Linked DNA regions of Mus musculus: region 2 is linked to region 1. A link is a loop called in an ENCODE intact Hi-C map of the cell type or tissue named here. Cell type or tissue: gastrocnemius. All regions are shown on one strand. Links, peaks and the distances in the headings refer to the core of each region. The heading gives the core; the rest is flanking DNA. Region 1 holds the start of Mkks (McKusick-Kaufman syndrome). Region 2 overlaps Snap25 (synaptosomal-associated protein 25).

Region 1 (16,424 bases), core at 3,985-11,984:
AAAAGTAGCTAGAGGAATTACCAAGGAACATGATCAAACTTTGGAGCGTGATAGGTATGTTCATTATTTGACTGTGATGATGATTCACCAGTGTTTATATATGTAAAACACATCACCTGGTACATTTTAAAGAAATGCTGTTATTTGTACTACAACTTCATCTCAATAAGGCTATGTTTAAAAGAAGATCTTTTGATTTAAAAAATGTATTTAAAAATCATCTTCCTGGCCTTGGGTAATGTATTTAGACCACCTTGTTTTTCAAATTGATGCACAAAGTGGAAAGCCAAAGAATTTCAGTCATGGGAATGTATAAATAAAATCTTAATAATCCAAACTTGTAATTATAATATAATAAAATATACAGCTACAGGTAATATTTTCATAGCTGCTAGTATATGCCAGGTACTTCTTAAAAGAATTTTTTTAATTTATGTGCATGGGGGTGTGACTGTGTGCACCTTTGCACATGTGAGTGTAGGCACCCGCAGACATCAGACACCTCTGAGTTCCCAAGAAGCTGGAGTTACAGGCAATCGTGAACTGCCTGACATAGGTGCTGGGAACTAAACTCAGGTTGTCTAGAACAGCACACAGCTCTTGACTCTGGGCCAGCTCTCCAGCCCATGCCAGGTACTTAGGAAGCACATTGCTTGTATTAACTTAGCTAACTCTCACAGGAGTCCTACCTTACAAGTTAGGAAACTCAAGCACAAGGGTGGGTAACTGTCTTTTAGATCTCAGAGATGGAGCTGGGGTGAAGGAAGTAGGATGTACAGTCAGGGAAGACGTTTCAGAACTGATTTTTTTACCCATCCACACTACATCACTACCCTTAGTAGCACTGTAAAAATTGCAAACAAGCAATATTTCAGTGTAATAATGTTTTCCTACATACTCATAAAACATGAATATCCACAATGGAAACATTCATGTGAGACTCAGTAAAACAAATGGTGTTCATTCTTCTTTCCCACTTAGACTAAGGAAAAGACATATATGGCAAAGTAACAATTACTGGGAAGCTGGTTGACAAGGTAACCAGTCACTGGGACATTGGTTCAACACCCACCCAACCTAATACTCCTCCCTGTCTCCATGGTATTTTAAGTAAAGCCAAGAGGGAAGGTGAAAACCAATCTTACGCCTAACAGCATGAAAACCATGTCTCAAATACCTTAGTGTCATCTATATTCCACATAGTCTCCATTTCTATCTGCAACTGGTCTGAAGTCTGGTTTAGAAGCTTCCCAGGTGACTGTCATGGGCAGCCAAGGTTGAGAACTACTGATTTTCTTTTCTCATACAAGAAGACACAGAAGAAAGCCTGGTGCTACAAAAAGCTAAGGTAAGCCACAGTCCAAAGTTTCCAAGTCACTATTATACTGTGCCCAAGTGCAGCTTCTACTCATTCCAAGAAACATGCTCCCAGAAGATGCTGGGATGGCTGGTCGATGATTACACTGAGCAACAAGGCCATGCTACCTGGACTATTAGCCTTACAATTATGGCTATATACAGTATCCAAGAAATACGAGAAGTGAGAACATGAAGTTGCTTGTCCAGCAGTGCTAAAAAAAAAAACATTAGAACATTATGTTCCTGGTCCCAGCTTTGGATATATCAAAGCAAGTGGATGAAAAGGAGGTTTCGTTTTGTTTTGTTTTGAAGTTTACTTCTATATTTTATAGCACAAAACTAGCTAAGTATTCAACAAATTCAATGAATGAATGAATGAATGGGAAGAATATACAAACACAGCTGATCACATTTTAAAGTCCTCTGGGAGCTATATTCACCTCTATAGATGCAGAAAGCCATACAATTAATGATCAAATTTGCTGTTCCATCCATTTTGCTTTGTTATTCTACGGAAATTCCCTCAACGTTATTGTCCCTTTAAATCTCAGTCTTCCTGAACAGTGGTGTTTAACAATTCTAATGGAAAGAGAAGGAATACCTAAGAGAAAAATTGTGTTAAGTCCCAAAATCCAAAACAAAAATACGTATTGGTATAAGATGGCCAAACAGTTCGGTCCAACTGAGGGAAGAGCTGGGTTATCCGAACGAAGTATCACACGCTCTTACCTACGATGGTGGCGGGAGGTGGGTTCGGGCTGTAATGCTTTGTTACTGTCCGGGGTCACTGGTGGACTAGTATAGTACCTGAACGGGAAAACTCAGACTAAAAAGGCGGCAGACCAAGCTTCAGCAGCTTTGGCTTACTTCCCGTTTCCCAGCGTCCCCTCGCACGTTAGAGAATGCAACCAGCGCCCAAACACAAGATGGCATTATCGACTTCATTCGGTTGGAAGCCACTGCCAGCACCTACGATGGCGCCCGAAGCCCTGGCTAAGGTAATGGGATAGCCGGAAAGAACTGCCCAAACGAAAAATGGCTTCTGTCGATGATATCAACGCTTTATGGAGACCAAAATAAAAATGGCGGCCAAAGCGGATTTTTTTTTTTTTTTTAAGAGGTTGGAAAAGCCACAAATACAATTGGCAGATAATGTATCACTGTACGTCAACGATATGTACTGATGGACAACAACAACAAAAGCCGTGTTTTTCGTATCACAAAACTATAGGGCAAGAGTAGAAAATATTTTTAATGAGGAAGATTAAAAGATACGTTGAAAAATAAAGGTGCCTTTCACGGTGCCAGAGAAAAGCGAAATAAAATATGTTTAAACATAATTTCATAATGCTTCGGGTGGTTCAAAAGAATAAAAGACTTATCTCTGAAGAAAAAAAAAAGAAAGGCAAAGCCAAGGAAATTAACCAACCGGATCCGGCACTGAATTGAAGACTCCCGACTTCTGCCAACCCCGCTCCTAGACTGGGCGGAAGTTTCCTGCATGGCGACAGGCTCTGTCTGCGCATGTTCGCTCTCTGACGTCACTCGGACCGGCAGGGCGGAGCCAGTTTCTACAGCTTAGGGCGTCCTGAGAGAGGTGGGAATTGACAACTGAGTGACAGGGCAAGGCGCCTTGTGATTGGTCAGAACAGAGGAAACGCCACCTAGGACTGGTAACAGCTTCATTCGTTCTACAAATACCTTTCGAGAGAGCAGAGAGCCGCACGCTCTGCCACCTTCTTGGTGCTGTGATGTGATGTGATGTGACCTTTCAATTTTGGTAGCGCGCACAGACAGAATACACGTCTGCCCGTAAGATTTCCGGTGACGGCCGCAGCTTTCCTTTGCGGGAGCTTCACGCAAACCCCGGAAGAGGGGCGGGGGAAGGAGGGGTGGTGCGCGTGAGCATAGAGTTGCGCATGCGCCTTCTTGCCGCGCAGGGCAAAGGTGGTGGCGCTCCGCTGCGTGGTTGGTTGCTGTGCAAGCGCGATTTCTGGTTTCTGGTGGTGAAGGTGGCCTGACCTAGAGGTGCAGCTGCTGGTGGGCAGGTGAGAGGGGCCAGGCCGCTGGTGGAGAAGCCAGCCTGCGGCCTCACCGCGTCCCCGCACGGAAAGGTCGCGAGTGGTTGGGACAAGGGTATTTGGGGGCGGGGATACAGAGGCACCTGGCTACCGGATTGGCCCAAGGACAGCTTTCAAAGTAGCTTCAGAGCGGGGCGGTGGTGGTGCACGCCTTTAATCCCAGCACTTGGGAGGCAGAGGCAGGCGGATTTCTGAGTTGGAGGCCAGCCTGGTCTACACAGTGAGTTCCAGGACAGTCAGAGCTACACAGAGAAACCCTGTCTCGGAAAACAAACAAACTAAACAAAACAACAACAATAAAAACAAAGTAGCTTCAGGATGTGACTATCTGATGATGGATCAGTGTGGGTGAGGAGGAGTGACCAATATCAGGTAGAGTTTGAATAGAGCTTCCTCAAACTCACATGCACAAGAATTGTAACTGAAATGACAGACCCATAATGCCACAGGAACTGGAAATACCTTTAAAATGCACGTTATTTACAGTTGCTGGCATCTTGAGAAAGCAATAAGTTGACACGTTGGGGGAAATGAACAGCCTAAACTACTCAAGGCAAGCAAAAAGACAGTTGTCATTCTGGAGTTTTACTCTCGGGTTGTTAGCCAGTTTCTGAGATTTACATATCTCTCATCATTTCTTGCTTTTTCCCCTTATTCTCTGAACATGACCCAGGCACCTCAGTGGACACAGAGTCTGGTTAGTGTCTGTTGATATCAAACATGCACAACCTGCCATGGAGAGATTACCCCAAATAAGCAACTATGTATAGTTTGGATGTGAGGTGGTCTGGAGGTTTTTCGTTATTGTTATTTACTGGTTTCTAATTAATTTTCTGAAGATAACTAATTTGTAATAGAAGTTAAAGTTGATTGTCATGTTTGCTCAAAATTTCTGGTATTGCCTAACACCTCTGTATATGTAGATTAGGTATCCAGAAGTTCACACATCTGATCACTTGCCAACTCTTTATTAACTGTCCTCAGACAAACATAAGTGCCATCCATTCTGTCTTTGCAGCTTTTCTGTGCTGTAAAAGTTTTCTTATTTCCTTCATTGCTTACCTGGCTTCCACACTTTCACACACACACACACACACACACAAAACCACAAAACCTGTTTCTTGAGAATCTGAAATTTTATTTTATTATTTAATTTAATTTTTTTGTTTCTTTGTTTTTTAGAGAGAGGGTTTCTCTGTGTAGCTCTGGCTGTCCTGGAACTCACTCTGTAGACCAGGCTGGCCTCAAACTCAGAAATCTGCCTGCCTCTGCCTCCCAAGTGCTGGGATTAAAGGCGTGCGCCACCACGCCCAGCTGAATATTTTATTTTCATTTTCTTGTCTAGCATAATGAATTGGAGGCCAGCACAGGTTACATGTGACCCTGCCTCATGGAATCTCAACAACATTTTTTTTTTTAAGGCAAAGGAAAAACACATCCTCCCTTTTCCGGTGATCAAAGCACAGTACCAGTCCTTACCTATCTATCACTGAGTACCAGTCCTTACCTATCTATCACTGAGTCCAGGCTGCGGCAGGAGCGTGTATTGCACAGCAGGTTCTTGATGTGGAACTCATTAGTACTCTTGCCAGTGACTTAGCTGAGACAGTACAGGTGTAAAGAGGATTGAGGGGAGATTTGAAGTCCAGGCGATAGGAATCTACAGTTCATCCCTTTAAGTTATTGCTTTATGACTCAGCCATATTGACCTGGTTTACTCGATTTTCTGAAAACTCGTTGGGAAAAACTAAATCTGGATGGCCTTTGTATGCTGTAATAACAGATTAAACTGTAACCCTGTTAGGAGTATAAAGGTTTTCAGTGACAATCGAGGTCACTAAAACAGTCGCCTGTAAACTCAGCTTTAGGACTTCCTGAGAATCGTATTAAATGTTCCTCGACACTACCCTGGAGTTTGGCTTCTGTGGTTGTTCAGCCTGAGAATTTACATTTCTACTAAGTTCCCCAGTGACTAGTGCTACTGATAATGAGACCACAAAACAAGAAAGTCATTTAGAGGTCCTAAGTGTCGTCACTGCATCTTAGGAAGATCATCTGAGATGTCAGGATGTGGACAGTCTTGAAGAGTGAGGGGAAATGTAGAATACATTATATCCAGATTTCTGAGTTGGATAGCTTAGTATATTTTTAATCTTGTATTGTTTTCAATTATGTATAGATGTGTGTCTCCTTGTTGGATATGTGCACTGAGTTGCAGGTGCCCTTAAAGACCTAAAGGTCTGTCAGATCCCCTGGAATTAGAGTTGCAGATGGTTTTGAGTCACCGGATGTGGGTCCTCTGCAAAAGATTTTAGCTACTGAGTGATCTATTTCTCCAGCCCTGCTTTCTCTTTCTTTTTGTCTGACCCCCCCCCCCCAATAAAATACAGGTATAACAGCAGTTTGGAAGGAAAGAAAGTTTGTTGTTGTTCATGACTCAGATCAGTTTGGTTTTTGTTGTTTTAATTAGTTGTGAGACAGTTTTATGTCATCTAAGTATTTGCTCTTTTGCTGAAGGATGGATGACCTGGAATAATGCTATCTTCTCAGTGACTCTCTTGTAGTTCCCAGGCCTGAGATTACAACCTTTGTTTCTTTATAGTGGAGAAAAATGGTCACAAGCGTGCAGAGGAAGATGACCTTTAAGAGTAGTAGGTTGACATAGAAGAGGGACCAATAGGGTTGGAACTGACAGCAAATGAGACTAGACCATAGGTAACAGAAGTACCGCTTACTTAATCTAGGCAGTAGGGAAGATTAAAATGAGATCTAGAACAAGTACATTTTTACAGACTGGACAAGAAATAGAGGGATCAGTATCCCATACAAAGGTAGAAAAAAATGAAAATCTCAAAAAGGATGAAGGGTAGAAATTGGCCCTTTGAATTTAGAGACAGATAAAAACCCTGCTGTCACACTGAGGGCCAAACAACTGGACACTTAATCCAGAACAGTCTGCATAATTTCCATTCTCTTTCCCCACACTAGTGCCAAGGCCAGATGACAATCAGGATAATTATAACTCAGATATAATAATATTAGATGATAATTTTAAAAATCAGTGGAATGGAATGGGAGACATCTGAGACAGCTCTAAATCACTGTGTCCTTTCTAATGAATCACAGACTGCCAGAAGGTTGGTACTTCTCAGGCATCCATCAGTTGCATTTTAGACCTTATAGTTAGTGACATGCTCATATAAGGTTTTCAGTATTGTTTGGTTTTAATTACCTTTACTGACATCAAATAGATTTCCCCAACTTAGATGTTGATCAAGCTGTCCTTGAGTGGTGAGTGAGAAAAGCAGTAAGATTGTAGAGTGGAAACTGTAGAATTCAACTGCAAACCATTGGCTCACTGGGAGTAGAAGTTTAGTTTTAATTTGGTGTATGTGTATTTACACGACTAGAAAAGTCTAACAAAATTTGTGCCATTTTAGGGGAGATATCTACAAAGTGTGGGGGGAGGGCAAACCATTCTTCTCTTTGCCATGCTGGACAGGTTAGGCGTGCACACAGTATGGATTCCTTTCCTTTAAATCTGTACTTGTACGGCACTATATGCTGCATGATGATTAAGTCCAGTTAGACATAGCTATTTCTTCAAAGGTTGTTTCTTTAAGAGGAAAACTTTAAGAATCTTCTCTTCTAGCCATTTTTTCAGTTGTGCCTGGTGTCTACACTAAAGACCAAACTTGGACTGTTGCTTAAATTGAAAATAACAACTGTTTTTATAAGGACAGTATTTTTAAAAGAACTATTCAAGTCAATGATTGGAATTTACAACTATCCAACATCAACATTTTCATTAAAGACAAAGTAATAGTTAATATCAGACATCCCAAGCACAAGAGCCAGGTCAATTAATTTTAAGAACCTCGCTGGTATTCTCTTCATGAGTGTTTTGTTTTTCATATATTTTAAGCCGAAGGAAACTTCACACTGCCCAGAATGCCAGCAGATGGCGCCCAGGAAACCTCATAGACAGAATAAGAATCTCTTTTTTAAAAAGTCAAAGAACCCTGTATTCAAATGTTAGTAGAAAATAACTAAACAATTGTTTTAACTGGCACTGTTACAGAACAGAGAAATCTGATATCGAGACCCAAGTGTTTAGGATTTTCTAGGACATGTAATTGCCTTTTCTCTCTCCATTTTACTGTCATTTCTTTCAGCTTGGGAATGTAACAATCACATAAAACCTGACTAAAGTCTTACTGGAGAATTGAAGAGATAAAATCTCCTAATGCAGAAGTGAAAAGAGAAGAGTTGCCATCATAGAAAAGAAATAGACTTTAAAGATACTTGTGGTCTGATGTATGTAGCTCATTGTTGTCCCTTGGTGGCCCATATGGATGGTTGCCCAAAAGACTAGAACAAGGTGGAGGTGTAGAACTTCGTTCAGGCAGTGTTCCTTCCGTAGTAAAAACGAGCTAGGGTGAATGGAGCTAATCTGAGCAGAATGGATGGTGTAACTATAAGATACTTGTGCTCTGATTTAGGGCAGAATGGATGGTGTAGACACTTGTGCTCTGATTTAGGGCAGAATGGATGGTGTAGACACTTGTGCTCTGATTTAGGGCAGAATTGATGGTGTAGACACTTGTGCTCTGATTTAGGGCAGGTAGCATGAGACCATGGTCAACCTCTGCAATCCAAGGCAGGCTCAGAACATGAAATGTGATGCACTAGGCTCATTTACCACTGTGACAAATGTCCCCACACACTGGGAGGCGTTCATCTTCATACCATTGTGGAAATTCTAGGTCAGTGCTCCCAAGCAGAAGCTCCTTCTAAACTTTTGAATAATATCCTTTTTTCTTTGTTTTGTTTCCATTTTTTCTAGACAGGGTTTCTCTGTATATCCCTGGCTGTCCTAGAACTCACTGTGTAGACTAGGCTGGCCTCGAACTCAGATTCATCTGCCTCTGCCTCCTAAGTGCTGATATTAAAACTGTGCACTACCACCACCCAGCTTGAAAAATATCTTTATAGTCAACTTATTTTTTAAATTTGTGTATTAGTAGTTATCTTTACTATATGTCTGCACACTGAATATGTTCCTGATGCCAGCGGAGACCTGAGTGTTGTATCCCCTGGAATTGGAGTTACAGATGGTTGTAAACTGTTTTTGTGGTTGTTGGGTTCCAAACCCAGGTCCTCGTCAAGAAAAGCAAGGCCACTGAGCCATCTCTCCAAGCTATAAGTGAAATTTTATTGAAATACAATATTGTTTGTGTTTGTTGGCATGATTTGAGACCATTTATGTTTTGGAGTTGATTTAATTTTCCCTTTTAATCTTTTCTTAGGTGTGCTGATGTCAACAGACTATGAGCTTTCAGAATCTCTGGAGAGAGTACAAAGTTCTGATGGTTATGGTACCATTAATTGGGTTCATACATTTGGGGTGGCACAGAATCAAAAGCAGCCCTGTCTTCCAAGTTCCTAAGGACGATACCACTGAGCTGGATAGTCTGGGACTTGCAAGTCCACCAAAGAGCCAAACCTAGGAGAAGTAGCCATCTTGCAGTTTTCAGGTAAGTTCCATTAAATCTGGTCAACAGTGTATTATTTCCCAGGAAGAAAAAGACTAAACTGAAAATAAATAAACTGTTATTTTTTTTGTTAAGGTACATCCAAATAGCCCTTTTTTTTAAGACAAAGATAGGCATATTTGCAGTTCAAAATAATTTATGAATAAAAATCACTGAAATCAAGAGGATGTGATTATATAATTCAAGTCTCTAATCCTTCATTCATAATCCCAAAATTTGAAAAGTTTTAAAAAGCAAAACTTTTGCATAGTGACAATTGTGGCATTTCTGTGTCTTTAAAAAACACAGAAATAGTATAAGAAAGTGCTTTCCTTTGGATTTCAGGTGTGGAGATATGGGTCTGCTTCTGACTGTCCCTCAGCAGCTATGATTTGCCTGCTGAGCTAGCAGAGGCATGGTTTCTTCAGCTGCAGATAGTTTCTGCAAGTGTGTGATATTTGGAATTCTGGAAACTTCAGAGAGCATAGAAATGCTAGGGCCCCAGGAGGTGGGGTTGATGGTTCTTTGTGGGTGAGGGGGGTTGTATGCAGTTTGTTAGTATTCATGCTCAAAGAAGAAACAAAAGGAAAGGAATTAGATTCTCTATCTCTGTCTTTTTCTCTCTTTCTCCTTCCCTCCCTCTTTCTATCCTTTTTCTCCTATCCATTGATATGGAGTCAAACTGGGAGGTGGGTTGGGAGAGTAAAAACAAAGTAACAAAAAACAGCTATGTATTTGTCAAACTCCTTTAGCAGCAAGACTTGATTTGAATTGACTTGAGGCAATTGGAAGTATTTCTTCCACTTAATCCTAAACTTTAAGTTCTCTGTAGAAATGCCTTCCATTCTGAGAATTGTGTTGATTGTGGTACACACTAACTTTTTTTTATTAGAGGACAGGGTATAGTGGCCGGCACCTGTAATCCCAGGATATAGGAGAGAACAATAAGACAGGAGGATTTACGTTAACATTTTACTTCCTGCTGCCCATAAATATAAAGTTCCTGTTGAGCTCTGTATGAACTAATAAACAGGATAAGTGAAGGAGCTTGTTTCCCTTGTAGTACACCGCCTTACAAAAATAGGCTATGGAGTACTGTGGTCCATGGCCTTAATTTACCAACTACTGTGATGGGCCAATCCATCTTGTCATTGGGCTACCCAATTATGCTGCTCAAATTCTGGACCATTTCTTTTCTGCTTCAATTTTGCCCCTCAATTAGTCACTTAGCCCAGAATGCATTTGTACAGAATAGGTAAAGGAACATGCTGTCTGCCTTCCAAATGCATCAGTGCTCTGGCAGTTTGAGTATCTGCTGTCAATTTAAGCGTGTGGTTACACAGTGTGTACTCCATGGCCATCACCATGTCTGCAGTGTTCAGTGTCCCTTCTTGCATCTTACTAAGTCGGTGCTTATGTTGGATTTTTGACGTGACCCAAGTAGTCTTTGGTGGAAATCTCAGCTTGAGTAGTTTTTGCCTCAGGCCTAAAATGAGTCAGTTTTACAAAGAGCCCTAATTCTCTTTAGGAGAAAGTAGTCTGCAATCATATTTTTAGTAACACTTTACATTCTCTTGATTTAGAAAGCAAAATTTTGTTGATGCTTCAGTCATCTATAGATTAGAGTGGGCCGGGCGGTGTTGGCACATGCCTTTAAATCCCAGCACTTGGGAGGCACAGGCAGGCAGATTTCTGGGTTCAAGACCAGCCTGGTCTACAAAGGGAGTTCCAGGACAGCCAGGGCTATACAGAGAAACCCTGTCTCGAAAAAACAAACAAAGAAAAAACATTAGAGGATCTGATGGTACATGCAGCAATCCTCATATGTCTGAAGAGAAGAGGCTCAGGAGTTAATTGTTACCCTTGACTACCTAGGATATTTGAGGCCAGCCTGAGCTACATGGGACCCTTTCTCTAGAAAGTAGGAAGACGATTTAAGATTTTATTAAAAATAACTACTATTGTTAAGATTTTGCTGAATCTAAAATAACCGTTGAAATAATTCTACTATCTTCACCTTGTTAAGTTGTCAGGATTTCATGCCTCCCAGCATGGACTTTACTCCCTAGGCTTACGTGGACTGCTGCTGCACACATGCATCTCCACTGGGATGTGATGACATTGTGTGGTGCAGAGATTGTGACGAGTCATGACCCCCTTTTCTCTTGGTTGGCTAGGACATTCTTTAGGGCTTCTGTATTTATTTGCATTGATCAACATTTTGGTGAGCATTAGTTAACTAAGGACTCTAAAAATAATAGACTAGTACTTAAAACTATAAAATTAACTCTGACTTTAACCGAGTCTTTATAGCATAGTTTGTATACTAATATAGTTGTTTTGCAGATTGATTCAACTAAATGCAGACTATACTAATGAGTTTGTGCAGTAGGAATACTAGCAACTACTGATTTAGTTTCTTGTCCTGTTACTTTAACAAAATATCCTGACAAATTTAAGGTGGGAGGGAATTTTTTTATTTTTTGGCTTACAATTTCAAGCTACAGTTCTTTATTGTGCAGAATCTAAGGTGACAAGAACTTAAAGTAGCTAGTCTCATATCCACAGTCAAGAGCACAGAGCACTGACGCACCCAATTTTCTTTCATTCTCTCTCTCTCTCTCTCTCTCTCTCTCTCTATATATATATATATATATATATATATATATATATATACATATATATATGTGTGTGTGTGTGTGTGTGTGTGTGTGTGTGTGTGTGTGTATGTGTGTATTTATATATGTTAATTTTTTTTCTAAAATCCTTTCCTTAGAGAATGGTACTACCCACACTGCAGGTCTCTCACTAATTGAGTAATTACCCCATTGAGTTTCCCATCACAGTGACTCTAGAATGTGTCAAGCTAACAGTTAAAATTAACCATCATAGCTATCTTGCTGTCATGTTATGTACAGACAGGATTTTATCTTTATACATTCCTATTCAAGCGTAGTTTCAAAGCTAAACAATGATTTTTTTTTTTTAATTACACCAAATAAAGAAATTTTCAGCACTGGAAACCGTTTTGTTTTGGACCTGTACAGGCGCTGGGCAAACTGCCACAGTTGCTGTGAGTTTATGTGTGTGCCATACTACTATGTCTGGAAGATGGTTTTCTTGGGAGTCATCCATCACCTCTAGCTTTTATACTCTTTATACCTCCCCTTCCACGTGGTTCCTGTGGTTTGATGAAGATTTCCCATTTAGGATTGAGTGTTTCAAGGTCTCTCATTCTCTGCACATTTTCCTCTTGTGAGACTCTGAGTCCTTATCTACTACAGGAAGAAGCTTCTCTGATGACGGCTGAACAAGATTCTAATCTATAATAGGAGTCATTTTATTGCCATGATCTCTTAACAGAATAACTGGGGTTTCCTCTAGGTTAAGTATCTATTTTCAGGTTATTGACCACTTTGGCAGTGTCAGGCATGGGTTCTGTTTCATGAAATGGACCTAAAAATCCAATCACGTAGTGTTTGCTTACTCACATGGTTGTACCACTAGTGCACCAGCAATAGTGCAGACAGGTCACTGTTGGAGGTCAAAGGGTTCGTAGCTGGGTTGATGTTTCTTTCTCTTAGGGTAGTGTGCAGAGTACCTTCTACTACTGTGAACACTAGTCAGTAAGGGTGAAAAAGCCTCAGTTTTCTAATGTGCCATTTGTCTTCTAGAAGCAAAGGAGTATTAAGTCCATTGGGTTCCCTTTCTCACTTCCAGTAGGCTTGTGACAGTTAACATTCTCTTTCTTAAAATTGAGCAGAGTATTAAAATTACTAAATTTGCTACCTATAAAGTATTATGGAATTATTCTAAATTTTTTTAATTTCTTATAGAAAGAAGCAACTTTGAATCTGAACTTGATAATAAAAGAAGAAATGAAAAACCCCAGTTGGATTAGAAAGAACTGGCTTCTTGTGGCTGGGGTGACTTTCATAGGCGTCCATCTTGGAACATACTTTATACAGAGAGTTGCAAAAGAGTCTGTGAGGTCTGAGGCCAGAGGCAGACAAAAGAATATTGAAGAATGAAGCAAAATAAAGACTTTGGATTATTAATGTCATTAAATTAATCTATGCTGGTTATTGTCTGAAACCACTTGATTTTGTAGCTGGTAATGCTGCATGTGCAGACTCATACCTGGAGACCAGTCTTTAATGTTCAAACACATGACAGTGCAATAAAATGAAAGCCATATGAACAAACTAAAGCTGCCTTCACAAGTTACACCTGAAGCAGGATGTCTCGGTTAGAAGCTAAGAAGCCATCGTTGTGTAAAACTGAACCATTGACAAGTGAGAAAGTCAGGTCCACACTTTCTGTCTTGAAAGGAGTCATAGCCTCATGCTATGGCCCTTCAGGGAGGCTGAAGCAGCTACACAATGGATTGGGAGGTTGTGTGTACACAACCTCACAGTCCTCAGCCCTGCTTCGAAACCTTTCAGTCACCCATCCCGTATTAAAGATCCTAACGTCATCCGTGCAGAATCACGTGTCCTGCTTCAGTGACTGCGGCTTATTCACAGCCATTCTGTGCTGCAACTTGATTGAAAATATTCAAAGACTAGATTTGACACCCGCAACTGCTATTAAATTAAATAAATACCTCTTGAGTCTCTGTACCAGTTATCTCAAGTCTGAAGCCTGTAGTTGTCGAATCCCAGTTGACTTCAGAAGTACACATACCTTCCTCAGCTTGGTACACAGTATCTTAACAAGCAAACCAGCCTGTATGCTCACCAGAAAGGAAACAGATCACATAGGTGCTTTGATTTTGAAAGCTTTTTTACTTACAATTCCAGAAAGTACAGAAGAACGAATGGTTTTAGGGAAGAGTATAATTGTTCCCTTAAAGGGCCAAAGAGTTACAGATTCTACTGTATTACCTGGACTACTCATTGAAGCATCAGAAGTTCAATTAAGGAGGTTATTACCCACTCAAAAGGCAAGTGGCCTTAGGGTGGCACTCTTCTGTACATCTTTATCTGGAGATTTTTCTAATGCTGGAGAAGGAGTGGTGGTGGCCCATTACCAAGTGTCCCTTGAGAATGCAGTTTTAGAGCAGTTGCTTAATCTAGGAAGGCGACTAGTCACTGATCATGTAGACCTTGTCCTGTGCCAAAAAGTAATCCACCCATCTTTGAAACAGTTCTTCAGTGAGCGCCACGTTATGGCCATCGACAGAGTTGGGGTGACTCTGATGGAATCTCTAAGCAAAGTGACAGGTAAAAGGCTCTCCTGGCTTTTGCCCATTAAAGTTAATGCATCACTCTTTCTGAGCAGAGAGGTTTAGTTTGTGTTACTGTTAATACCTTGAACATTTTTAGAAGCCACCAACTTTACAGCATTTATATCATCTGTAAGCATGTCTGTTGTTTCTAGAAAAGATCCCATTGCCCAGTTACTAAAAACTAGAACGGCGGTGGCCATTCCCAACCTCAGGTGTAGTCTGTTGTGATCTAACCCTCAGATATTGTATAGGCAGTTGAAAGGTCTAACATAAGTATAAGGTCTTAAATTTACAAAGCTTTTAAATCCTCTAACATTCAGGACATGGTTTTTCTGGCTGGAATGCTTCATTTTCTCCACTTTTATTATAACTCCAAGAAATATATCTATGCTGGACATTTACCAAGAATATCTATAGCTGAGTTCTTAAGATCAAAGGGCACTCTTTACTGACACGGATGCTAATAGGCCTGGCCCTCAGACCTTTAAAATTAGTTGGTGAGTAACAATCACAAACTCAGCAGGCAAAGCACACATACATGGTTAGGACAAAAATAAGTTGAATTTCTCATATGAGTCACCTCTCAAATCAATGTACCCATAACTGCACTGACAAGCTCAAATTATCAGTTACGTTCATTTTGATTGCAGTGGTTGCCTTTTGCTGAGCAAGGTCCACCTGTGTTTTGGGGCTAGTCATAAAGTTCTGACCACAAGCTATCACACCTGCCTTGTGAGTTACAACCTACTGAATTAAAGTTCACTAAAAACCATGTATGCCAAACATTGGATATTGTCAACCTAGTGACCACCAAAATGAAAGTTACTAAGAACATGCAAATAGTTACTTGGAATTCATTTTTTATGATCTAAATTATCTACTAATTTGCATTAGTTTAACTGTTTGCAGCTTACTTCACCCAGTACATTGGCTATTCTGGATTTGTAAATTAAGGTGTGGGATGTTTTCCAGTAGCACCAGTGCTATGGGAAGCAGGCACTGGTTTTCTACACTAGTCCAAAATTGTTACTTAACTCAGATACCTAGAACACAAAATGAAAATTCCAATTCCTAAAATTTTCTGGTATCTGGGCATGATAGCACATACCTAATTCCAGCACTTGTGAGGAAGAGACAGGATTATCAAGATCCTCGGTCCTCATCTACATAACAAGTTCAAGGACAGCCTGGACTAACTCTCGGCAAAACAAATCTGCACTCCAAAAAAGTGAATTGCTACAAGTTATAGTTTTGATATTCAAATGTTAAGTGTTATTTCTTACGGAAGTCCATGTAGATTCCTTATATAACTTAACTACCTCTAGAGGTTTTGCAAATATTGAAATCACCTTTATTTATATTTTAATTTGTGATCTATGTAAGAATCAAGAACAGTATAGTGAATTAAGTGTTATATTCTTTATTTTTGCACTTGCATACCTATTTACATTAAAAGAAAAACTCATAGGCAAAAGGGAGTTAGTGACTTAAAGAGAGCCAAATGACTTCTTTTAAAAAGGACTTTTCTGACCCTTTTTCAAAAGTAATGAGGTCCTTAATGTGGTTCTTTTTTTTTTTTAAACAGGGGGATCCTGGACTTCCTAAAAATATGTTCATTTTTTTTTCATGTGCCTTTTCCTGAACATTCAAAATAGCTTTTAACAGATGTTCAGATAGGTAAGACTAGGCATGTAGCTTAGTGGCAGAGCATCTGCCTAACATTGGCATGGCTGGGTTTAATTCCTAGCAACACACACAAACACATACATACACATACAATTAAATGAATAAACAATACCAATCTGCCTAATTTTGTTGACCTGGAAAGTCCTGACCCCACTGTGAATAGCATTAAATCCTGGCAGGAGTTCTGAGACAGTATAAAGCAGAGAAGGTAAGCTGAGCACTAGCATGCACGCATGCGTCTTGCTGTCCTGACTCCAGGAATGGCTGCTTTGAGCTCCTGCTTCTGTAGCGTCTCTTCTGTCAGGAGCTGTGCTCCAGAATAACCCTTTCCCCCTTAACTTGCTTTTGATGGAGGATTTTTTTACAGCAATGGAAAAGTAACTATGACAAAATCCATAAACAAAAATAGCCCAAACAAGCAAAGATGGCCACATGTACATTTGTAATTTCAGCATTCAAAAGGCTGAAACAAGAGGATAATTGCATGTTCATCTTGGTCTACATGGTGAATTCCAGGCCAGACAGGACTACATA
Region 2 (16,424 bases), core at 2,829-10,828, 150 kb after region 1:
ACCTATCTATTTAATTTTTCGTAAAATTAAAAAGAACTCACAATCTCATTGTTCTGTGCTTGAATTTAAAAAAGAAACCATTTTATTTGGCATGTCTGTATCTGTGTGGGGGAGCATGTGTGTCAAAGGAGAACATGCATGCACTTACATACACACAAAGACTTGGAAATTCAAAATTGTCAAGGGAAACAGTATACAGAAAAGGAGAAAGGCCTTTTTAATCTTGTTCAAGAAAACAGAAAAAAAAATTCCAATGAGTGAGGAATTTAAGCTTTCTCTTCTATATGAGTCCCGAGATGCAATGCAGAGAAGGTAGATTTACTAAATCATTGTTTAAAATGAGTAAGCTTTCGGCTGCAGCAGCCATCTTCCAGTAACTCGCCAAAATGAGCAACACAAAAGGAAAGAGGAGAGGCACCCAGTATATGTTCTCTAGGCCTTTCGGGAAACATGGAGTTGTTCCTTTGACCACACACATGTGAAGCTACAAGAAGGGTGATATTATAGACAGCAAGGGAATGGGCACTGTTCAAAAAGGAGTGCCCCATAAGTGTTACCATGGCAAAACCCGAAAAGTTTACAATGTCACCCAGCATCATTGTGAAAAAGCAAGTTAAGGGCAAAATTCTGGCCAAGAGGATCAATGTGGATTGAGCACATCAAGCACTCGAAGAGCAGAGACAGCTTCCTGAAGTGGGTGAAGGAGAACGACCAGAAGAAAAAGGAAGCCAAAGAGAAGGGTCCCTGGGTTCAGCTGAAGCGCCAGCCTGCGCCACCCAGAGAAGCACACTTTGTGAGAACTAACGGAAAAGAGCCTGAGCTGCTGGAGTCCACTCCACATGAATTCATGGCCTAATGTACACAAAGAAATAAAGTACCCGGACTGCAAAGTGTTTTCCTTAAAAGAATTAAAATTAAAATTAAATGAGAAAGCTGGTTACACAGGCCTATAATTCTAGCCCTTTTGGAGGGAGAAAGATGCATATCCTTGGGCTCGAGGCCAGCATGGTCTATAGAGTGAGTCCCAGGACAGCCAGGGCTACACAGAAGTAAAATTCTGTCTTGAAAAATGAACAACAACAATAATAATAATAATAATAATAATAATAATAATAATAATGTTATACTTCTTTAGCATCATCACTCTTAGTTCTGCTTCCTTGAATCTGAGACCCCTCCTTCACTGTACTTCCCCTATGACCCAGCAACAGAGAACAAGTCTTGCAAATGGTTTGCTTCAGAGAAGTCCCACCCCCACAGCCCTGCTCTTTTGAAGGATACACTACAGAGAAGGAATAAAATTAAGGGTGTGGCCAAGTAATCAGGGATCACTTGATGAGCCTTTGAACAATCTAACACAAATCTAGCACAAAGTGCTTTCTTCTATATGTGTCTGTGAAACCAACCAGGCTTTTGGAAACCTAACTGGTTTAGAAACCGTTAACCACCTTGGACTTATGATTTAGCCAATACTGACAGCCAAGCTTATAGAAAGCCCCCTTTTCCTAACGCTAGTCTCTAAGCTGCCTTGGTCCCTCCAGGGAGGGAACCCTCTTATGTTTCAAGGGCATTGGGTAGCAAATATTTATGTTTAGCATGCAATTAAGTCTGATTCGTCCTTTTACTGCAAATAAAGGAGCTATCTGAAGCTTTAGAGCACTTGTGCTTGCTGAACTGGTGGAGAAAGCTAGGAACCTTTCCCTGAGATCTCTGTGGCACAGACAAAGCTGCACCCATGTGCAGCAGTTCTTGAATCAGCAGCACTTCCCAGGATATTACAATGTTCCCTTTAGAAGTGAGGCAAGGCAGATCTTGCCTTTGGGTAATGGATGTTTTCCCAGATAATTCTCAGTAACTTTTTAATGTCTTGAATGACCCAATGCTGTTTCAGCTCTTAGTCCCAAAGTGTGCCTGAACAAAAGCCCTGGGATGAGTACATTGATTAAGCCAAGACCCATCTGTCTGGAACTTTAAAGGTTGCCTCCCCTCAGGACTCAGCAAGCTGTTTTCAGAAAGGCACTTCTCTTATGGGACTTTAAGAGAGAGATGGTGGGCCTCTCTCAACCCTGAGCCAAGAGTCTCTATGCAAACAATTTACTGAAGGGGTTCTCCTAGAGAAGACCAGGAAAGCAGATGAGAGAGTAAGTCCAAAGAAAGGAGGTCAAGCAAGGTGGATTCCCTGCATGTGGCTTATCTTGCAGGGAGCATAGAGCTCTAAGCTCTACTTTACACGCCACTTAGAACATGTCCTTCAGTAGAACAGGAGCCGAGCTTCTGTACTTTCAGAGCAGTCATTAGCTAAGGACATTTGGGGGGCACATAAACATGCAGGCATTTCTGGCATTGGGATGAAATAGCTCCCTGTGTGAGGAAAGTCTTAGGTTGTTTGTTTGTTTGTTTTCCAGCAGCAAAGCCTACAGAAGCTATGAAGGAGGCTGACAGGCAGTCCCAGGGTATCTCATGAGGGACCTACAGGGCTTGGAACAGGAGCTCTTCAGGGACTCTTACAGCTCAGGCTGTAGGGAGGAGCCATCTTAAAAACAGGTTCATGCCATCTGTGGGCTCTGTGGGAACATGATGACACATCCTGTAGAGGGATCCCTGCCAGGCAGCAGGATGGAAGGCCTGGCCAGGTCACCCTGCAAACTGCCTGACTAACCCTCTGCAGGTACCAAACCTTCGTTTAATGCCCAGAGTACAGAGACTACGTAGAGAAGTTTGTTTTTTATCTCATTGTACTGCATATATAGCTGTCAGATAACTTGTATCAGTATCCCCAAGCCCACCTTTGGAATGGCTGATAGCATGCATAAAAAGAAATCATGCTGACAGTTTTTGAAAGCCCTGATGAGAACAAGAGTGAGCACTGGGAGCTTAGAAAGCATTGCTTGGGTCCTTGTATGTGGTAGCTCATGGCAATGCTTTCAACAATATTGTGTGGCCTCAGAGAAGTCATATACTACAGCTCTGAACTGGTGGAGGGTCTAGGAGAAGGTGTGAGTGTGTCCCACACTGTCATTCCAAAAGGCAGGAAGGGATTACTCTAACACACACATCCTTCCCCATCTAGTCTTTGTTTTGATAACAGGCTCTTGGGAAGAGCAAGTGTTTGATTCCTGGCTTGAACTCAGGGTGTGGCAAGGTGAGCAAGTTACAGCTAACTTTAAAGAGCTTCACTCCTGCCTGTCTGTGAAAACAACCAGGCTTTTGAAAAGCTGGAAGGTCGGCAGTAAGGGTCATCACACTCTTCAAAAGCCTACCTTGGGCTTCTGATTTAGCAAATGCCAACAGAGCAGACTTCCAGGTCTTTCTGATTTCCTAACTGAAGCCAATCTCTCAGATGTCCTCAAGCTTGAAGGAAAGGGACCCTCCTATGTCACTTAAAGACTTTAAGTGGAAAATGCCAAAGAATGGCAGGCCATTATTTCTCATTAGCCTTTTTAATTTAAATGAGAGTCAGCCTAATGTCTTTACTATCCTCAGTTCTATAGGTAGGAATGCAAGGCTAAGAGGGTTTAAATGCATAGCTCTGGGTCCTGGAGGCAGTAAGCCACAGAGCTGCAGAGGTGGGAAATGACTCCAAAGAGCCAGAATTGCTTACTTAGGTTAATGTTAAAAACACTACCCAACTTTTAAATATACAAGACAGAAAATCATTCTTTTTCATTGTGTTGGAGCATTTAATACCTTTAGACTTATTCAAAGACTACAAAATTTTCTAAGATATGGTTTTCTTCGAATATCTGTTTAATTGTTTAACTGTCCAGGTTCACCTTGTAGCCCAGGTTGCCCTGGATCTCAAGGACTTCCTGTCTCAGCTCCTCAACTCCTGGCATTACAGGCAGGTGCCTTCATCCAGTGATTTACGATTTTCTTTTTTTTTAAACAGCATTATTGTAGTATAACTGATATAAATAAATGTGCATATTAAATGTAAAATCTCATAAATTACCATGAAGCCCTTGCCACAAGAAAATGAATGCATCTATCATCCCCTAATAGTTATTACCCTTGCTTCTTCTTAATCAGAGATTAGATTTTAAAGGTGGATATTTGTTTACAGAAGACTAAACAAATGAGCTTGGCCCTTGACCCATTGTAGATACAAATTCTTTCTTTCTGGTTGAAAATACATTGTCAACAAAGATCATAGTGCACTAATCTGCTAGAAATTGTCTTAATAAACTTATTTCAATTTTCCTCTCCTGACTGACTATAAATATTTGTTCCTCAGATACTCTGGGAATCTAAAACAATCTTTGGCATATGCTTATTACAGATTCATGTAAAAGTCATGATCTAATTCTTTAAAAATCATCCTTTGCAACAAATAACCCAATTAAAACTGGGGTACAGAACTAAGCAAAGAGTTCTCAAAAGATGAAACACATCAGACTGAGCAACACTTAGCCATTAGGGAAATGCAAATCAAAACTACTTTGAAAATTTGTCTTCTGCCTGTAAGAATGGCCAAGATCAACAAAACAAATGATAGCACATATTATGAGGATGCACGGAAACTGGAACACTTATTCATGTTGATGGGAGTACAAACTGGTACAGCCATGATGAAAATCAGTGTGGAGTTTTCTGAGGAAGCTGAGAATTCATCTACCTCAAGATCCTTTTCAGCATATACTCAAAGGACTCTACATCATACTACAGAGAGACTGGAAACAGTTTATATGTCCATCAACAAAGATTCACACTATTACTAGTATCTGTAGAGTACTCTGCATACTACTAGAAGAGAAAGGTAGTCATCAATATTACCCAGCTACAAATTCTGCAACAATAAAGCAGTCACCTGCCCTCCAAAATATACTGATGCAATAATGGCACAAATGCTATGTGTGCAACCAACCACTTTCTGCTTGGATTTAAGGTCACTTTGTGAAAGGGTACTCATACCTGATTCTGCTAAAGTTCCCAAGAACCTGAGAGTAGACAAGTCTAGATAAGTTTTAGGCCTAGGAAAAAGCCTAAAACCATCAGTCTGCCAAAAGAATTTAGCAATAAAATAACTCCTAACTGCATGTTGTTATGCCTGCTGATCAGAACCTCACTTAGCGAATTTCAAAGACACTTCTTCTTTCAGTAGATGGGACCAATCACTGGGAAATGTGCAGAGAGTGAGAGACTTTAGAATATTCAGCTCTAAATGGAGTGTTCGTCAAACCCCTCCCCCAAAGTCTCAGGGATTTGTGTGAAAGAAGAGGCAGAAAGAGTGCAAGAGCCAGAGGAGATGGATAACTTCATAGAAACAGTGCCTTCCAGACACAACAGGAGTGATGCAAATGCAAATTCACTGTGGCAGGGACCGTGGCAACACACACATAACATGCCCAAGTTCAAACTAGATAGAGGGGGAAGTGGACCTGGAATTCCACCCTAATTAAGAAGCTATTGCAATTGATACTTGCTTGCAAAGGGAAATTTTGTTTTCTCTAGTGGAGTCTCACTGGGTATATCAGCCACATTTCAGGACTTATTCCATGGCTGGCCAGGAGTAGTTTGCTAACATAAAAGGACCTCAGTGGTATTTTTGTGAACTATTTATATTATTCTGCTTTCTTCTGGCATTTTTGCCTCCTTGGTCTTTTGTTTGTTTTCATTTTCATTTTGGGGGGATTTATTTTGGGATGGTTGTTTCTTGTTTTGTTTTTTGAACGTGAGAGAAAGACCATATAGTTGAGCAGGGAGGGAGGGAGGATCTGGAAGGATCTAGGAAGATCTGGGGGAGGATAAAAGAGGGTCAAAATACATTGTATAAATTTTCCTTCAATTAAAGGAAAAGGGAAATTATTCTTTGCCACTACAAAATTGTTTGTGTGTCCTCAGTGTACCTAAATGTAAGAAAATATCCTCAAAATCTTCTAGAGAACAAACAAGAGATTTTTCAATTTCCCCTTAAAGATGGTGGAGTTACAGATGATTGTAGAAGGTTTGGTGACCATGTAAGAAAGCAAGCTTATGAATTTCATTACTCTGTCTTTGTTATGTGACAGTAGATGCACTCAGTGAATACTAGTGTACCCAAGGTTCTTGGTCTTATCAGCTCCCTAGATTTAAGATTTCCTCTTTTGTAGCTTTACAAATATCTAAAATTTCCATGAGTTCCCTTTTGAAGAGGAACATATTTTGAGCAAACAGGAGTTTCTGGTCCTGCAGTGCATTTGGCTACTTCAGGAGATGTGGCAAAAATGAAAGAGTTCATGAATAACACAACAGAAAAAGAACCCATGCAGGAAAGGTTAGCTGCTTTAATCACAAGGGCATCGCATCTTCCTCCAAGTGGATTTGTGTTCCTTTTTGGAAGCAGCCTCAGGTTTGTTTGACATTTCCAAGGGATCAGAATTCAGGCTTATTAATCCCTGTTCCTTTAGGAACAGGCCCAATGAGAATGGCTTTCTGCCTTTACTGAAATCCTCCAAATGTCTGTACACTCGCCTTTATATTATCCTCTCTCCTGCCCTGCCCTCCAGTCAACACAAACAGCATCTCCTGGAGGAGGCTGCTGGCCTGGGCCCAGGGCTCCTCTGGGAGCTTCTGTGACTCTTAGGCATTCAGTGTTGGCACTTCTGTTCTGTTTGCCTTTGGGTTCTTCATGTCCTCCTGCTCACTGTGACTGGTTCTCACACGGAAGTGGGTTAGTCCAGGTGCCTGGCACATGAGAACCATGGAGCACACATTCCTGTCACAAAATGTGTGAGAGGCCATTGGTTTGAGCTATGCCATGCATTAATCCCATGTGCCAAACTTAAAGTCATTCTTGGTAAACTTCCATGTCCCCAACCAACACTAAATTGTTTATCTAACGTTGAAAAAGGTGTGTGTGTGTGGGGGGGGGGTGAAGATGAGAGAGAGATACTAATGTGCCCAGACAAGTTAGCTTTAACTGGCATGATGAGGTCGGTTCTGCTTTATCCTATAAGGGGATAATGGTGACACCTGCTTTCCACTCTCTATTCCTTATTTCCTGAGCCTTTTGCTGTCTGAACAGCCCATTTCCTTTGCTATGTCCATTCACACACTCCTTCTACTTTAGAGAGCAAGGTATTATCCCGCTGTAGAATCACAAATAAAAGACTTCTGAAGGTCTTTAGGGCAACTTGGCTGGACTTTTGTCTTTATACATCTTTTGTGACACTTAAAAAAAAATGACACAGACCTCTCTCCTAAGAGTTTACTTGTATGAAGTACAATATAATCACATGTAAATATTGATTATCCTGTGTTATTTAGGGGATGATGACAAGAAAAAGTGTCTTCATATGTTCAGCACTGATAAAAAAAATGAACAGATTTTCTCTGCGATTGGTTGCATTTATTCACATAGAAACCATACACGAGGGCTGATTATGTGCTCTGTGCAGCTTTGAAGAACAATACTTCTAAAACTTTAGCTACAATTTTTTTTTTTTTTACCTTGAGAGCTTGTTTAACATACAGAGCCCTGAATTCTTCCCACAGTGGCCCAGGCCAGTTGGTCTGTGCCGAGGCCTGCGATTAGCATTTTCATTACAGGATTCACAAGGCTGCTGGTCCACAGACCACACTCTGAACAGAAGTATGAACACCCGGAAAGCTTCAGGCTCAGACCATGACCAGAAAAGCTACATCCCATTTCATGAGAGCCAGGAGGGAATTAATGTATAAGGATGGTTCTTTTATTCCCCCTAAGAAACCCAGCAAAAGCAATAAGAGACTCTTAGTTGTTTAGAAACAGCACCAAAGCCTTTGGAGAGGGTTCTTTTCTGTAGCCTTAAAGGGTGATGTATTGATGCTTTTCTTTCTGCTCAGACCTCACTTGATGAAAACTGTTATTCCTCTAGTGAGAAACACAACTTGTGTCTCAGTCTGGGGAGGCTACTTGCAGAGTCATTCCACGTTCGTCCATAGGCCTTCACAGTGAGGGTCCAGCATTAGGAAATGAATGAATGGGGAAATAAATGATTGCAGTCTCTCCATCTGCAGTATAAATATACCTAGCTCTGCGGAAGTGTTGAACAACCTCTCTGAGCGCTGTAGTCTCACCAGAAGTAAGACATGGGCTCTGGTGTGAGGTGAAAGCAGCCTGGACTAATGGTTTTCCATGAATTAGCACTAGAAAGGGTCATCCAGCTGTGTGTCCATGACCTCCTCATTAAATTTGAGCTTGCATTTTTTCCTCTGTGAAGCAGAGTGACTAGTGTGCTCCTCCATTCTGCTGTGAACAGAGCACTTCACTGTGAGGTGGATGGGCCTGCAGTATCAGCATTTCCTGCGAGTGGGTTAGAAATGCAAACTCCGAGGATTCAGTCCCACCAGTCACAAAGTGTTTTGGGATGGACATCAGCCATCTGTGCTTTAAAGAGCCACCCAGGGGATTCTGCTGAACTAGCCCTTGTTAGTTCTTTTCCCCACTTCTCAAATCGATAGCACTTAGAGATGTCTGGAAAGAGGAAATCTCATTTGAGAAAATACTCTCATTATATTGGCCTGTAGGCATTGTCTTGATGAATGATGTTGGAAGACCCAGTACTCTGGGGACCATGACATACCAAAGAGGTAATTCTGGGCTATATAAGAAAGCAGGTTAAGCAAGCCATGAGGAGTGAGCCAGTAAGCAGACTTCTCCCTGGCCTCTGCTTCAGTTCCTGCCTCTCCCGGTTCCTGCCTTGAGTTCTGCCCTGAATTCCCTTCACAGTGGACTGTGAAATGCAAGTTGCACTGGGTCACAGTGTTTATAAACAGAAAGTAGACTAGGACATCAGGAAAACAATCTGTGGAAATGAATCTTGCCTGGAATGAGGGATTCTTCATCCCTCTTTGTATCCATGCAGTGAGAAGGTGAATGACCTTAGCTACTTTAATGGATCACGAGGTAGACTCAATGGAACAGAGAAAAATCTTTGCAAGGGGCACTGTAGATCAACTAGCCAGTAAATGATCTTGCTAACTAACTTTATGATGAGTTGTGATGAATTCTGTCCAAACTACTGACTTGCACAATGAAAAGCTAAATAAATGAATCTCTTTGACCTCACTAAGTTTGGAAAGGGGGGGTGTCATTTGTTACACAGCATAAGCTAACTGACATACTGAGAATAACTAAGGATACTATGGTGCCATTATCTTCTTTCCGTAGCCTGCCCTTCAAACTAAGATGGCTTAATTCTTTTCATTCTCTTACATTAGGAGTTTTTCAGATAGTATAACTATCACTTTGAGTAAGCAGCAGGCAGTAAGTAGAGCAGAAACAAAGCATGCTCGCAAGGGATGTCAGAAATGGATGGTGCTGCCTTCGAATCTTTAATAAAAGAAAATAGGCCAAGGGGAACAAAGGAAACTTGACTTAATCTAAATTTTTCATATGGCATCTGAGAAACAACCAGTGATTCTATTCTTAGCCTGTTTCTTTACTGAAAGTGAAATTTATTTTCAGTTAGTGCCTATCATGCTCTGTGAGGGAAAGTTGAAGTTGGGGGTTAGGATAGAAAGAAGAGAGTCTGTGAAACTAGATTTTTTTTTCACCACATTTCATTTTATAACCAACCCCTACAACACACAAATGCTGTTGAGCTAGACCAGATGTCACCACCAATGGGAACTGATGATTGTTGCTGGCTTCTCTTTACCACTCTGATTATAGCCATCAGTTTGTGAGAGATCTGGAATGCTGGGTACCCCTGCAGCTCTTCCAAAACCCAAGAGGGAAGTAGGATTCTTGCCTCTTCATAAGCAGTTTTTTATTTGTCTAACATTGGGGTCATCTGGGTCTTAATTAGAGGTAGGAAGTCATCCCGTGAGCCCAGAGGAAGCAGAGTTAACAGTGTGGCATTTGCTTCATGTCAGTAAACTAAGAAGGGCCTTATTATCACTCTCATTTACATACATAGAAGATGAGGCACAAGAGGTTGAGTAACTTCCCCTTAGATCATGGCCTAGAACATGTGCTTTCAACCCTTGTGCTAACCTGGGCCTGGATGCCAGAATAGGGTTTGAGACGTAATAGATATTTGACAAATATTAGCGCTGACTGAATATCATGAGCTGTAGCCAGAGTGAAGTCCCCAGAGGCTGGTAATTATGCCTATAGAATCAATATTAGTGCCAAGGTCTCCTATCCCTTTCTTGCCACTTAGAAGCACATGATTAGCTCAGCTTGTCTGTTTTTGGATTTCAAGGGGTCGCAAAATGAAAAAATAGCCATTGAGTAGGAAGTATAAGAGACTCATCTGGGAGGTGAGATTCCTCAGCGAGTGTGCTGAGTCACTCAGGTTGTGGGTGCATCATACATGAAAGCAAGGACACAGATGAAGAACCCATGAATTGTGTACAGCAAAGGCCTTCCTCACCTGTGACCGTCAGAGCCACCTGTCACCTGCCACTTCTTCTTTCTCAAAATATCCTGGGCTCAGATACCCAGCCTACATCTGAGGGCAAAGAAGAACATAAAAGTGTCGCTTCTTTCCATTTCTTTTCTCCCTTGTTTTGTGTCTTATCATCCCCTCCCCCACGTACATGGGTAGACATGGTCTCAGTTCTTTTTCTATAGTTATGACAAAACAGCATGGCCAAGGGAACTTATAAAAGAACGCATTTAATTAGGCATATGGTTCCAAAAATTAGAGTCCATGATGGTGGAACAAAAGCATAGCAACACAAATAGCTGAGAGCTCACATCTTGATCAATATACAGGAGGCAGAGAAAGGCAAACTGGGCATGGCATGTGTGTTTTGAAACCTCAAGGTCTGACCCCATAACATAACATAACATAACATAACATAACATAACATAACACAAGCTTCAGCAAGGCCTCCCAATCCTTCCCAAACAGTTCCAGCAGCTGGAGACCAAGTATTCAAACTTATGAGTATGTGAAAACCATTCTTATTCAGACCACCACAGACGTGCACATAACATCCATACTTGCTATTCTATATTGCTCTAAACCAGGAAAATCCAATTTGAGATTCTGCTTTTGAAATGTGGCAGCTCAGAAATAGTTTAGAGTTAGCTGTTCACAGTGGAATCATTAGAATTCCAAGTTTACCTACCAACCTCCAAACGGAGTGGATTCACCTTATTAAGGAATAGAATGAACTCTAATGAACTTCTGTAGATATTGCCAGTACTATCTGACATTAGGTTACCTGGGCTGACATAGAGCTTTGAAGTGTCAGGCTCTGGAAAGGCATGCTTATAATTTTGATCAGAAATAAATTGACATATTTTTATCCCATTCATATACTATAAGCAAGAAAATGATTTCTTCCTTTGAAACCAGTCTTACTAAGTTGGTCTCAAATTTGTGATCTTCCTGCCTTACCTCCTGAAGCTGAGACTATAGGTCACATAAGTGTGTATGTGCCACACACCAAGCAGAGAGATGAGTTTATGATAGAAAAAGGTGAAAAAACAGGAAAAATAAAACATGAGTTATGATTTACATGTTTTTTCCATGTTCCAAATATGGATTTGGTAGCAAGTAAGCAAATCATAATACATGGTCATAAGTCTACGTAGTTACTAATTCATTTCTTTTTTAAAGAAAGATTATTTATTTTATTTATATGAGTACACTGTAGCTGTCTTCAGACACACCAGAAGAGGGCATCAGATCCCATTACAGATGGTTGTGAGCCACCATGTGATTGCTGAGAATAGAACTCTGGAGCTCTGGAAAAGCAGGCAATGCTCTTAACCACTGAGCCATTTCTCCAGCCCAGTAATTCATTTCTAACACACAACGAACAGCAAGTAGTTCTGTGGGAACTCCCAGAGTGTATGAAAGGTGACTCTGATAGTTTGACACCATGACACCTAGTGAATCCAGTGCACTACTCTGGGTCTGGAGACGGGATGAAGACATAAATATAATACCAAGAAACCTGGGATCAGTACTTTTGTAAACTCTGAGACTCAAGTAAACATTTATTTCACTAGACACGGTCCATAGCTCATCCAAGTTCTCAGAACCAGACGCATTTTCTGCATTGATAGTAACCATCACTATCCTGAACTAAAAACGAACAAGGATAGATTGGTCTCGCTAATGTGCAAGACAAGGCATGAAGATGCAGATGGGGGGGATTTATTGGATAATTTGTTATTGTTAATCATATGTAGTACTAGAGATGTAACACCAGGTCCTGTACATGTTAGACAAAGAATGTGTGTATGTGAGTGTTTGTGTTTACATGTGTGATAGAGAGAAATAGACAGAGACAGAGAGATAGAGAGACAGAAAGACTTTGCAAACATTCTCATCAGCAAGTAATGACTCGTAACATTACAGTGACTCCACTTGGATTTGACCACATGTACTTGACATGTTATGACAAACAGGACACTTCATCTCTGCCATAGTTAGCCTAAGAACATATAGCTCAACCAAACAAGGCAGTTTATTCTTATTCTGTTTTATGAAGTATTGCAAAGCCAGTTTGGGGAGCTTTCTACAAAATAGGTGGTGTGGTGGTGTGGTGGTGTGGTGGTATGGTGGTATGGTGGTGTGGTTTGAATGAATACTGTCTCCCATATGCTCATACATTTGGAGACATACAGTTGGTGCTGTTTGTAGACCTTATAGAACCTTTAGGAGGTGCTCAGGGGAATATACTATTAGAAGTAGGCTTTGAGGTTTTATAGCTCACTCCACTTCCCACTTGCTCTCTCTGCTTCTTGTTTATAGATAAAGATGTTATCAGCCAGCTTCCTGCTCCTGCTACCACACCTTCTCAGCTATTATGTGCTCTCTCTCTCTCTCTCGCTCTCTCTCTTTGTCTCTCTCTGTCTCTATCTGTCTGTCTGTCTCTCCCCCACCCCTGGAACCATAAATCAAAACTAAACATTTTTCCTTAAGTTGCTTTTTGTCATGGTATTTTACCACAGAAATAAAAAGTAGCTAGTACACTTGACCAATGTTTTCTAAGCCTGTTAAAGGGCATGAGTGATAAAGAAAGATCGAGACACTCGAAGGTAAGAAAAGACAGGGGACACCTGACAGCTTAGTCCACAGTAGAAGGCTGGAAGTCTTGGAATAGAAAGAGGACATTACTAGAAAACCTGAGGAAATCCAAATAAATATAGGATGTGTTCTGCCTGTAACAGACCTTTACGCTAACGTATTCGCTTTCAGAAATTTTGCTTACTAGCTAAATAGACCCATATTGATTTTCTGATTATAATGAGTCATGGTGCTGTAAGGTGCTATGGGAAATTAGGTGAAAGTTAAACCATCTAATCAACTATTGTGTAAGTCTAAAATTATGCTAAAACAAAATCTATAGTTTAAAACCACTCTAGAAATTATAATTTGATTTCTTTAGTTACTCTAAACCAGGCTTGGGCTCTGGGATTATTATTTTTTAATGGATATGGGATTAGAGAGATGGCTCAGTGGTTAAGAGTTCATACTGTTTTCAAAGAGAACTCAAGTTCAGCTTTCAGCACCCATGTTGGGTGGCTCATAATTGCCTGCAACTCCAGCTACAAGAGATTCCTTCTGGACTCTGCTGGGACTGTATTTACATGCACCCCCTACATATACACTCTTTAAAAATTAAAAAACTTAAAAAAAGATTACTGCATATTCTGATATATAGGCAAATTTCAAAACCCATGGATTTACATCGGAAGGAACTACACAGCTGTGGGACATAGCCTACATTATCAGGATCCTGTGAACGCTAGGCAGGTACTCTAACTAAGCTATGTCCCCAGCCTATTATTCCTTGCTAATGCATTACATTCATTGTTGGACTTGTCTGTTTGCAGAAACAGAGGCCAAATCCTCACTTTTTATATGGCATGAATGGATATTCAGATATAAGCTTTGTGGTTGAGAGTTGGGTGAATGAAACACCAATAAACTGAGTGCAAAGTGGCAGTTGATTCTTTATGGGTAGTTCAAATAGAATCTGTGGGCAATGGGGAGGGGGGTTCTCTTGTTACAAGCCTCCTGTACTAACTTACTTATTTAGACATTTGGGCCTTATGCTTCTTCATATTTTCTTAACCCACACTGCCCCTCTGTCCTCTCACAGGAAAGTTATAACCATTATAAGAAACGGTGCAGGTATCTTAACCCTATTCCTCTTAGTCTTTCCTGGCAGGTGTGTCTGCTTCTCAGATGCTGCATTGATGTGGCTCAGGGTTCCCATTTGGGATTCTACTGAGCCCTGCCTGTGGCTAAGAGGAGCATCCTCCCCTGAAGATGCCTGGGAGTTTGTACAGTCCTCCAAAAACTGAGTAATATAAGCCTTCAAAAGTCACCTCCCCAATCTCAAAGCTGGGTTCTATGCAATCTTTACTCCAGAGATCCCTGGGGATCAGGGGCACAGTATTGACCTGATCCCATACCCATGCTTAACTCTCCCCAGTTTCATCCTGTTTCCTTCATGTTCCTGTGAGTTTTGCTTGAATTTGCTTGTACACAAACTCTGCCATTCTTAGGAGGCAGACTCAGCCTCCATTCTTTACTGGATGTGATAAAGAGGCAATAGGTAGGGTTCTCTGGTGCCGTTACCTGGTTAATTGATGCTATTTTCCTTGCTGGCTAGTCCTGCCTAGCAGAAAGCTCTCAGTAAGTCTTTCCACCCTCCTTTCTGTGCCTGCTTCCTCACCTATAGGTGCAACTCTGGAACTGCAGTTGCCTCCTAGTAGGCTTGTTTTCATTCTTGCTCCACTTTATGTGAAAAAGAAAATATATCAGACCAAGTTAATTCCCTTCTTAAAATTCTTAGACCTTCTGGAGTCTTTCATCCAAAGCAAAACTCCTCACCAGGCCCTCATAACTTGGTTTGTATGTTTCTTTCCTAACAATTTTTCCCACACCCCTCCAACAGCATTTGTGGATTGATATCCTCCAAGGTTGAGCAGGCTTGGGGCTGCCTGTGGCTGCAAATCAACGGTCAGATATCCTCTCCCAGTCATCTCCGGTCTGGTCTCTTTGTAGACCCTGTCTTTATCTGGTAATTTTCTTGTCCCTCTCCCCAGCCCCATCAATGTGATGGCTATCCCTCTCTTGTCTTTAAAATGTTACCTCCAAAGGAGATCTTGCCTGTTATGATCACCTGTTTGCCCGTTGCCTGCTGAAGCACTTGGCATGCAATAGCTGCTGGATAAAATATATGCATGGCCAATAATAGGCAGTGGAGAATTCCAGTACTGTGGGTTCCAAAGCTCGCTGTGAGGATGTGGATCTACAGTGTTGAACCTGATAAGGCCCAGGGGACACTGTCAGGTTGTCTGTGAATGGCAGAACCTTAGTTCCAATTGCACCTGCTTTGCTACGCTACCCCACTGAGGTCTGTCCCAATCACAGGGCAAACCTGGGCTGCCTTGAGGTAAGAACAACAGCATTCTTGGGAAAAAAGTCCACACTGAATAACCTGGCAGTCCAACACTGGGTCTCTCTTGAGCAGGCAAGCCATCCCTAGGCCTCAGGCTTGACCCTCCTAAAAGCTCAGCAAGGTGGATGGGCATTCCTGTTTTTCCAGCAACCCATCAGCGCTCCATGGACATGCTTCTCTAGCTCACTGCTAAGGTCCCCCCATACCCCCACTGCGATTGCTGGCTCCACTGACCACTGAAGCCACTCATATCACTCCCTGGGTTACTAATAGGAAAAAGTACAGCTCCAGAGACCCCCTGCCTGCCCTTCTAGGGTTTGCTAGGCCTCCCTGGCACTGGGATCATGATTGCAGATTGAGCAATCAAAGTCAGAAAAATAGCTGCAGGCCCCAACTCTGGCAGTCAGGTGGAGCTGGCCTGCAAACATCAAAATCACACAGCTGAGAAGGCCGGCAGCTGAAAAAGCTTTGCAAGGTCTCTTTCCGTGCACTTGCACTGAGGTTGCACAAAATATCTCGGAACTAGCTGTAGAGGACCACTGAAGGAGGGAAAACGGATGTCTGATGAATTCCCCATGTCTTCTTGGAACCTCAGTTTTCCTGCCTGTAAATGAAAATCCACGTTTCCACTGCACTTGGCCAGGATGAGTATAGGAGTGACTGTATACTTAGTACACTTGGCTTAGGGTCTTGCTACAGCCGAAAATTGCCATTTCCTTTAAAAGTGATTCTCCAACTTTTACACCAGTATTTGTAGCCACCAAGTCCACTGTGTACTTTCAAATGGTGGCTAATGTCAGGCATGGAGGCATTTTCTTATAACAAGGAGGCTGAAGTGGGCTGCCTGAGCCTACCAGTTTGAGGACTGCTTGGGCAATATAGCAATACTCCATAAATAAATAAATAAATAAATAAATAAATAAATAAATACCTAGGATCAGTGTTCCCTTGTTTACTCTGTTCTTGTTTGGATTTTCTTCAGAATACTTCCATTACTCGAATGTCATTTATATGTTTGTGACTTTCACATATGGTCATGAGCAGAGGTAGTGGTGTTCTTGCTAATGACAGTTACATATATG

What was found. Peaks named below come from ENCODE experiments on the same cell type or tissue, not always from the same donor. Only the 100,000 strongest peaks of a DNase experiment are listed, where the experiment ranks them.
Region 2: it touches region 1 in a loop (2.0-fold over the local background); 3 of 42 quality-filtered maps call a loop at or near these places.

Annotation. Positions count from the first base shown.
Region 1 is chr2:136,878,026-136,894,449 of GRCm38, reverse strand. Mkks (McKusick-Kaufman syndrome) reads left to right here and starts at 3,044. Exons shown (of 6, transcript NM_021527.2): 1 at 3,044-3,407; 2 at 8,750-8,977; 3 at 12,811-14,199. The coding sequence starts at 13,215. It overlaps Slx4ip (SLX4 interacting protein), which reads right to left and starts at 2,282. Exons shown (of 8, transcript NM_028834.3): 1 at 2,089-2,282. In gastrocnemius, for the core only: a CTCF peak has its summit at 7,400 (motif pointing right); a DNase peak (open chromatin) is centred at 7,401; H3K4me3 peaks cover 472 bases; H3K27ac peaks cover 178 bases.
Region 2 is chr2:136,728,578-136,745,001 of GRCm38, reverse strand. All of the region lies in intron 1 of Snap25 (synaptosomal-associated protein 25), which reads right to left. Among named protein-coding and RNA genes, the nearest start is that of Gm32659, 22 kb to the right of the region's middle. In gastrocnemius, for the core only: no CTCF peak of the experiment used is centred there; a DNase peak (open chromatin) is centred at 6,538.